Linked DNA regions of Homo sapiens: region 1 is linked to region 2. The links are chromatin contacts, found by Hi-C or POLR2A ChIA-PET in ENCODE. All regions are on one chromosome and are shown on one strand. The core of a region is the stretch at or near the end of the contact, and the rest is flanking DNA. Distances in the headings are between cores, read along the strand shown.

Region 1 (4,387 bases), core at 1,555-4,054, 160 kb before region 2:
AATATCTTTTTGAAGTGGAATCACAGAAAGAATGCTAATCAGTTGGGCTTTATCTTTACTGTGGACGTAATTTAAAAAAAGGAATAACTTGTGTGGGGTAGGAGGAGCTTTCAATCTAGTGCGAGTTTCTTCCTTGATATCAGTATTACTGGCTGTCTGAAGAGTCAGTGGGAAACATTACCACCATTCCTTGGAAGTCTGTAAGGCTAATATGGCTACCCATGGGCTTCTGGCAGAGCAGAAAAGACACCAACTTCAAGGTCTGAGAAACCTTCACCCCTGCTGAGTGGCTTTGGGAAAGTATCGCCCCCTGATCCTGTGGTTCTCACATAAAACAAATACATTATACCTATTTTTCAGGATACTTGTGAGGTTTAGAAATAATATCTGGCACATAGCAGACATTCAATAAGTGACAGATAACATAATTTTCTCTTCTAGATGACACAGGCAACTTCTTGTCTAGGACAAGAGCACTGAGCTAAGAAATTTCCAAGAATCTCCTCCAGGCCCAAGATTTTAGCCACTACTGAAACTGATCTGCTTGGACACAATCCAAACTCCTGCAGGCAGCATGAGTGCAGTGAAGCCTTTCTTCTGGCCCACATTATCTTTAGCCACCCCACTCCACGGAGCTTGCCGGAGTCTCTTTACACACCCCCCTCTAGCCTTTTTCCTCTTCACTCCACTATTTGAGTCCAATTTCCTCTGAAAAAGTATTCACTTAAATAGGTGGCGTTGCACCAATTTCATTAATTGATCTGTGTCAATGTTCTAATGAGTGCTAACGAGTGACCTGCTCAGGTAGGTGAACATCAAGTCATGGAACACTAGTAACTCAACATCCCAGGTAGTAAAAACATCAAGCACAATGCCAAAAGACCTCTTCACTCTAGAAGATCTTCTGTAGGCCAGGGAAGAGGTTTTGTGGGAAATTTGGGGACCCATGGACATGCTCAATTTAGGACACTTCAGGATGTTTCTGTTGTATCTACCTGGAGAGATCAACCTGGAAAAATAGTCCTGCTACTTTACCAGGACTATCAGCCAGAAGCTATGCAGGAGAGTGCTCCAAGTCATACCACAGTCAGGCCAGATGGAGAGGCCCAGAACCTTCATTCTGAAACCACTTTCTTAGTTCTAGGAATTTTAACTTTTGAAAAGATGGAGTTTAGAGACACTCTGGGAATTATCTAAGTTGATCACTTTATTTTTTGCGAAGCTGATGCTCACATAAATGAGATGATTGTTAGGCCCTAGAATTAGTTAGGGCTGAGTTGAATTTGAAACCCAGGTTTTCTAGCACCTAAACCAGAATTCCCTGTGCTAGTTTATATACATATATATACATATATCTTCATATATATGCATATGTATATATATATGCACCTTGTTATATATAAACTTTTGTATATCTTACCTGTTCTAGAAGAGTCTCTGGTGGTGATGGACCAAAAGATCAAATCTGTAAATTATATTCCATTACCAAGAATCTAGGTAATTAACTGCCTAGAGCTCAGTCTGCCCAACTGTAAAATGAGCAGAGTATTCCCTGCATTGGTCTATGTTGCTAGGCTGTTACAAGAATAGATAGGAGTGTCTTGCACACAAAAAATGCTGAAAAAAATTGGCTAAAGAAAGGAGAGAGTTCAGAAAGTCAAAGTTCACACATACACAAGTTATTAGAATTGATCACCATTCTCAGATTCAGAAGCTACTGGTAGTGTTCTCCCTACCCCCAAGATTGGGAGAGCATTAGCCTTTATAGCTAACATTAGGCAACAGAATGGCTTACTATTGGAGCTGGCAACCTGCATGCTTCTACACACAGACCACTGAGACAGGCAACCTCCACACCTTCTACCAACTGCTGATGGGCTGTTGCTTAGACAACCCCACATCCTGGACCCAAGCTCCTAAACAGACCAAGAAGAATAGCAGTGCACTGAAGGTGGAGTAGACAGAGGGAGAAAGAACAAGCAGACCACCTAAAATGATGACCCTAAAGAAATGGAGTGCCTGAACGAATGGGACTGATGTCAATTTGGAAAAGGGGTAGGGAAAGAGAGGGGGAGAGAAAAAGGGGGAGAAGGGGGTGTGAAAGAGAGGGAAGGAGGGAGGAATAAAAAGAATATGAGAATTTAGGAGATTCACATACATATTTGAGACTCAAAGTAGTGACATGGAAGATCAAGTTGAAGGAATATTCTAAAGCCTACGACAAATATCCATATCTCACCATTGTTAGTACAAGGGGCCTGAAATAAAATTCCCTTGGGGTAAGATTGCACACAGGAGGCTACATCTGCTGTGCAGCTCCCCAAAACTTTAGCCACTCTGACTCATCCCAAGGGGAAGAATTTTGGCCACCTGAGTTCCTGACTTGGATTCTGACTGTGGCTTTTAGCCTTTGCATCATCCTGCATCTTAAGGATTGCTCTGTCTGTCTCTCCTTCTCTGTCCTGGGTGAGCAAGCTGCTGGCATCTCCTGTCGGCCACAGGAGGTGTGTTGACAAGGGCCAGGAAATATGTGGGAAGGGGTGGGTTGGGGGGAGTTTCCTAGGCAGCGTTCCTCTAGGAACTTTCTTCTCTAGGAATTCTCTTAGATCAGCATCCATTGCCTGTCCACTGGGTCATAAGCTTTCCTTATGCACGTTCAGTTGTTAAATCTACAACACCTCTCGCCCCCACACAGACTTTCACTCCCGCTCAAGAGAGGGGTCAGGGTGTGTGTGTGTGTTGTGAGCAAACTCCTTCATTGCCATGGACCTGGCAGAGGCACAAGCCAGCCCCATTCCAGGACCATGTGACACTGGCTGGGTTACTCACTTGTTTGCCCTCCAGCAGGGGCAGCCGGGGACACCTCCCTAGAGTGACTACAGCGTTTATCCCTGGGATGACTCAGCCCAAGCCTCCCTCTGCCCAAAAAGGGAATCTGAGGCTGGGGCTGGAGATGGGGCCTGTTGATTAGCCGCATCTATGGTTGGGAGAGCATAGAAACTACCTCTCACCTGGGAAACATGAGGGACAGAGTGAGTAATGCTCAGATCAGTGGCTCAGGAACTCAGCGTGAAACATAAGTTTATTTGAGAAGCTCAAGTGACAGGTGGAGCTTTGCTTCCAGAACCCCAAGGAAGATCCTACTCAGCCACCTAATGATAACATTTTCATTTCAGATTTCCATTCATTTCATCTCACTGACTTCACTCTCACCTTTATTTTGTTTTCGTCATTTCTGGAGTGGGTCAATTACTTAACCCTGAATAGAGATGTGATATAGCAGAGTCTTAGGGTGGGTTCTGGCTGATTCCTCATCAAGAATAAGATTCTATTTCCTTTGTCCTGAACAGGATAATCTCTTCAGATTACAAAGCTGTACCTACCTAGTATTGTTTGTTGATGTTTCTGTTGTTTATAAACACTGGTCTCATCTCTCCAAGAGCATAATACATTCCTCAAAAGCACTCGCTTCCCTTATAGTTCTAATTCCTCATGGCACTCTCTGAGAAGCACATGTGGATACTTAACACTTGTTACTTGATTGTTCTCAATCTTAAATACCTGGAAGAAAAGGCATTTCCACAACCTCACCAGTCACCAAATCCAAGAACTAAATTCAGCAAGATCGAGTTTTTGATAGCAAAATTAAAGTTACCATATTTTACACCATTTCACCAACAACATCTGTAGTTTAATTGGTTAATTTCCATCTGCTGGCCTTCTAGCTAACTCTGAGGCATTCCCCTGATGTTACTATTATAATTGTTCCTAGAGGTCTACGATAAAAACAACGGTTATTTGTAGAGGCTTAATCACACACAAAGTGATTTCACAGGTATTTCTACTTAGAGCATCACCCTCTGTGGCGGCTATAATTGCACTTCTCAGATCTCCGACATCGGGGAGCAACATCAGGGACCATAATTAACTCAGCGCAGACGGGGCTCTAAAATCCATCATGCGTTTGTGATGTGGTCTGATGGCCCTTTCAGCCTCTCCACGCTCCTGGGCTATTTTATCTCACAGGTGTTTCCCCTAACAAAATGTTCTTGCACACATTCTGTCTTCACATCTGTTTTTCTGAGAACCCACTCCCTCGAACCTAGCTTGACGAGCCCCTTCTCTGGGTCTCCAGAGCACCCTGGATCTGTCTCCATCAGAGAATTCCGCATGCCGCGTTACACTGTCTGTCTCCATGTTAGACCTGGATCCACAACCGTGCTGTAATGAGGTGAATGTAACCCATGCTGGGAGAGGGTGATTCACCTCACTGGCGAGTTGAAGAGTGAATGTGGAGGTCAAAGAGGGTTTCACCAACAAGGTACCTTCACCTGTGCCTGGAAGGATGGGTAGGATCCAGGTAAGGAGGATGGGAGCCAGCATTTAA
Region 2 (4,614 bases), core at 771-3,270:
AGAGACAGGGTTTCACCGTGTTAGCCAGGAAGGTCTCAATCTCCTGACCTTGTGATCCGCCCGCCTCGGCCTAACAAAGTGCTGGAATTACAGGCTTGAGCCACCGCGCCCGGCCATATTATTTTTTTATTTGACTTGCTCATATACTTGAATCAGTAGGGGCATTTGTTGAGCACTGACCATGACAACACAGGTGATATACGATGCAACGGTGTCAGACCCCGACAAAGAGTGCGCACACGGGCATGAGTGGCTCTGATGCAGGACGGCAGGACGGCATCAGCACCAGCCTGGACTGTGGGGACACCAACAAGGGAGCGCTTTATCCTGGGGGAAGAAAGTCTCATGAATTCAAGCTGGTCCTTCAAGGATCCTTAGAACAGCAGCATTCTCTCTACTGGTGCACATAGATGTTAAAGATGTACCATCTAGGAATAGGCTGCCTAAGATGGAACCCCAGCTCTGCCTCTTATTACCAACCTAACCTTGGGCAAGTTACTTAAGCTTTTACGTCATAATTTCTGCAGCTGCAAGACAGAGCTCATGTTAACACCTACTTCATAACGTGGTTACGAGGATTAAATGAGATAGTTGATGTGACGCACAAGCCTTCAGTACATTGTCACAAAGAAATTCCTCAAGAAATGTTGGAGGTTAATGGTACTGTGGGAATTTTATTCCTGGAAAAGGGAACATTTGAGCAAAGAGAGGAATGCACAGGATAATTAAAGGAATATCTTGTGGCTTAGTTTGACTGAATCATAGCACATATTATGGGAGAAAAGGCAGGTCCTCAAGTAACCTCTCTGGGTTAGTCTTTGCATTCACTTGCGACATTTTCTCGATTCCATCAGTGTACATTCCGTGTCTCTCTCTAGTTCCTGGACTCTCTAAGACTGGAGCTCACATTGTAACCACTCAGACCACTCAGCCTTCTCTTTTCCATGAGAATCATCTTCCATCCCTATTTTCAGACTATTCTGGTTTCATCAGCTTTTTAAGACAATTATTAATATTTTGATGAAGTTGGCAGTCTAGTAATGACAGTGTGATCACTCAACCTGGTTATAGAGAAAAACATGTTTGCAAATTTTCCATCTGGTGAAAAGTCTAAAGGTCCCAAGCTCATTTCTGTAATCTCTCAAATTCCAGTGCCTATTCTAGAAGGGGGCTTGGTCAGACTGGACCAGACAGCCACCCTGAACCTGGAGGGAACAAGCTCAACAGCACGGGGACAGGGATGGAGGTGAGGACACCAAGTTGTGGGTAGGCTGCAGGGTCTACAGAAGAGTCAGTTCATTTTTAAAATGAGATGCCTGTGAGTCCCCCATGTGAATCAGCTGTCACTGCAGGGTACTCATGCTGTTCCTATCATATCATTGGGATACTTTTCAGAGCATGGTTCCCAATACTCAGAACCTTTTATTTTATTTATTTTTCCCAGAGAGGTATTGACGTATTTGCATAAAGAAATAGAAGTTGCTGTCTCATGGACTTTTGGATGCAGAATAATTATTTTGCAAAACAATATGAATAAACAGCAGAAAAAAAGTAGGAAAATAGAAAGAGAAGCAGATGCCCCATCTCCAGGGTGTGAGTATCATCACCTCACGTTTACATCAGAGTTCCTGAGTATCACTCTCAGATCATAGTTATTTTACTCTTTCCCCCAATATCTACAAGTACAGTCTGACACTGTGCAAAGCTACCAGTGTCCCCTGAGGGTTGTTTGCCCCTAATGGGTCTTCTCTCTGCCCTTCCCACTTCAGCTTCCAGTCTCAGGTCTCTTGCCCCAGCAGAAGCCCTGCCCCTCACCGTGTGGGGACAGGAAAGGTCCCTTCCCAAGCACCACATTATCAACTACTATTGGACCCACCTGGGCAATTTGGCAGCCTATGTGCCCTGGCATTCTGGGACAGCTTAGGAGTGTCTGAGAATAGACAGAGATGGCCCAGAGCTGCAGCTGCACAGCTGAGGCAGAGAGTGCCCCAGCGCCCCAGCCTCAGGCAGCCTCCTCGGCCTCCCTCCCAGGAGCAGGCTGGCTGCACAGCTGATCCTCACTAATCCCGCTCCGTAGAGCCAAACTGCTTGATTTTCATATATCTATGACTTGCGTGTTCTTTACATCGCCTGCTTTATTTTCAAACCTGTCAACAGGCCTCTGAAAAGGTTGCACACATGAGCAAAGGTCTGGGCAGCTGCAGGAAGGACAGAAGCAGCCGCAGGCTGGGCAGGAGGGGGAAGGCCTGGGGTGGCAGCCCAGCTACAGCAGGGCAGGCACTCAGACCTGGGAGACTGAGTCAGGAGAACATGGACTTCCCATTTTGGGGGTTTTGTCTCATCAAAACAAAAACCAGGCATATGTTTTTCTGCCCTGAGATCCTATCTGGTTAGATTAGCAAGCTGGCTATAAATCTGAGATGGACCACAGACTTACTGAACTATATTTATCAAGTTTCTTAATAAAGCAAAGGCCCAGAAGCCTTTGAGAGTGAACACTGTTTTTTTCTGACAGAGACATAAGCCAGCAACAAGCAGTTTATTGTTGTTGTTCAGTTGCCAAGTGGGTGATTCAATTAAAATAGGAGCTACATCAGATCTGTTTGTATGAACCCACAGCGTTGCTATTTGTAAAGGGGCCCTACTTCTCGGACTTACATCATTGCTATTTTTTTTTCAAGATTGTTTTAAGGTCTCTAAAAGAAGACTCACAGGTTGAGATTTGCCTACCGCGTTGTGCCGACAAAGACCAGACAGTCAGACTGAGGCTGTCTCTGAATATGGATGTTGTGCCAATCATTGTTTCTAAGCTGACAGGTCAATTCAATCTAACAATGGAATTCAAGATAATGAAAGCCAGAATATCAGAATAGAAGAGGATCTTGGGAGTTACAAGGCATGACTCCTTCATTTGAAGCTGAGGAAAGTAAGGACCAATGACTTTGCTAGACTGGGACTTGAAGGCAGAATTATTAGGGCTCTTTCCAGTGGACTACACATACCCGCAAGCTCCCTGGCATCTTGAAATAGAGTCTGGTTCAGGAGCTTCATGTCGAACCAGATAAATGTGTAACACAATGGGAGAGAGGAAAACCCGGGTGCCATAGATGGGAAGAACAGTATTGTGGGCTCTCATATCTACAGGTGTCCTCTCAAATTAGAGAAGTAGCCTCCAGATTTTGTTTCACCCATAGACCATGTGGAGAATTCAGTCTCTGATGGGCCCCACAAAAAAACTATAGAGGAGATGGGGCCCGGTGGCTCACGCCTGTAATCCCAGCACTTTGGGAGGCTGAGGCGGGCAGATCACAAGGTCAAGAGATAGAGAGCATCCTGGCCAACACGGTGAAACCCCATCTCTACTAAAAATACAAAAATTAGCTGGGCATGGTGGCAGGCACCTGTACTCCCAGCTACTCGGGAGGCTGAGGCAGGAGAATCACTTGACCCTGGGAGGTGGAGGTTTCAGTAAGCCGAGATCACACCACTGCACTCCAGCCTGGAGACAGAGCAAGACTCCGTCTCAAACCTAGAGGCAAAATAGCAAGATAATCCAGGGACTAATGAGTAATGCAGAGGAAACATACCTTTTCTGGTGGACGCTAATGCACTCTTCAAATATTTCAATGTAACAGGATTCTAAGTTGGAAGTTTTAATTGAAGTATCATGATTTAATAAATATCAGATACAGAAATATCCAAAAAGCCACCCAATAATGATTTCACATTTCATGATCCTCTCTTTGGAGAAGCCTGCACTATGAATACCTCACAACCCTCAAAGAGTGTGGCATGGGAGGGCATCTGTTCCTCCCCTCAAGTCCCTTAGGAGAAGGCTCAGGGGATGACTCAGGAGTCTATGATATGTCCCCTTGCAGGTAGAGGAGTGATGCGGACTGGTGCCCTTCTCTCACCCTTACAACGTGAGGGATGGCCTGCTAAGGGGGAGATGATGGTGTTAGGCAGCTTACTCCCCTGGAGTTTGTTAAGATGATGCACTCAGAGTGTTCAAGGACCAGATGTAGGCCACGTTGGGGAGCTGGCATTGGGATGGTCGGCAGAGGTTTCCAGGGGCTAACGAGAAGATATGTGACCACTAGAGCAGAAAGCATCACAGCATCCGAGGGTCTGAAGGTAAAAGACCACCAGGGAGCAGAGAAGCCTTATAAGAAAACCAGGAGAAAGCACCAGACTGTAACTGTTCCCAAGCTTGCTGAGGTCTGAGCCAGCTGTCTTTGGTTGGGCTTCCTGGGAGCATTGTCTGAAATAGGGATTCTTGTGAAGTGGTTTACTGGGGGAGTGCTCTCGGCAAAGCAGAATAAAAAGGAGAGAAGCAAAATAAGGATGTGGTCTCTGTTCAAGGCTAGCCCCTGACTCGTCCCACAGCAAGCTCTGGTCTGTCCTGGAGAAATGAGGCCAGGCTTTTACCTCCCTGTCAGTTGGTCATTGGCTGCTGAGTGCAATGTGGGGGAAGGCGAGGAAGCAGCTGGGGAGAAAGTTGGGGAGTTAAATAGGGAGGGGAAGGGCCATGACTCAGAAAAGGTGGCTTCCATTTGGTCAAAGGCAAATTCTCCCAAGAGGGGGAGAACTATAAGCCATTAACAGCCAATAGTC

The links. Hi-C counts contacts between places; a loop is a spot of excess contacts on that map. ChIA-PET counts read pairs that join two places held with the same protein, here RNA polymerase II (POLR2A). Pooled maps may share reads with other maps.
Region 1: a map of gastrocnemius medialis shows a loop between it and region 2 (2.6-fold over the local background). The contact joins two enhancer-like sites. A Hi-C loop is called at or near these places in 1 of 168 maps with a recorded cell type or tissue (gastrocnemius medialis), 3 of 37 single-sample maps with no recorded cell type and 3 of 50 pooled maps. POLR2A ChIA-PET finds 5 or more read pairs at or near these places in 1 of 52 experiments (AG04449).

What each region holds. Positions count from the first base shown.
Region 1 is chr1:221,884,452-221,888,838 of GRCh38, forward strand. All of the region lies in intron 2 of LOC124904517 (a long non-coding RNA gene), which reads left to right. Among named protein-coding and RNA genes, the nearest start is that of LINC01655, 46 kb to the left of the region's middle. Within about 2 kb of position 2,805, at least 7 of the 41 ENCODE cell types and tissues checked have a DNase peak (open chromatin) inside an H3K27ac peak, as active enhancers do.
Region 2 is chr1:222,041,596-222,046,209 of GRCh38, forward strand. It overlaps LINC01705 (long intergenic non-protein coding RNA 1705), which reads right to left. Exons shown (of 3, transcript XR_001738485.2): 3 at 109-327. Among named protein-coding and RNA genes, the nearest start is that of LINC01705, 15 kb to the right of the region's middle. Within about 2 kb of position 2,021, at least 5 of the 41 ENCODE cell types and tissues checked have a DNase peak (open chromatin) inside an H3K27ac peak, as active enhancers do.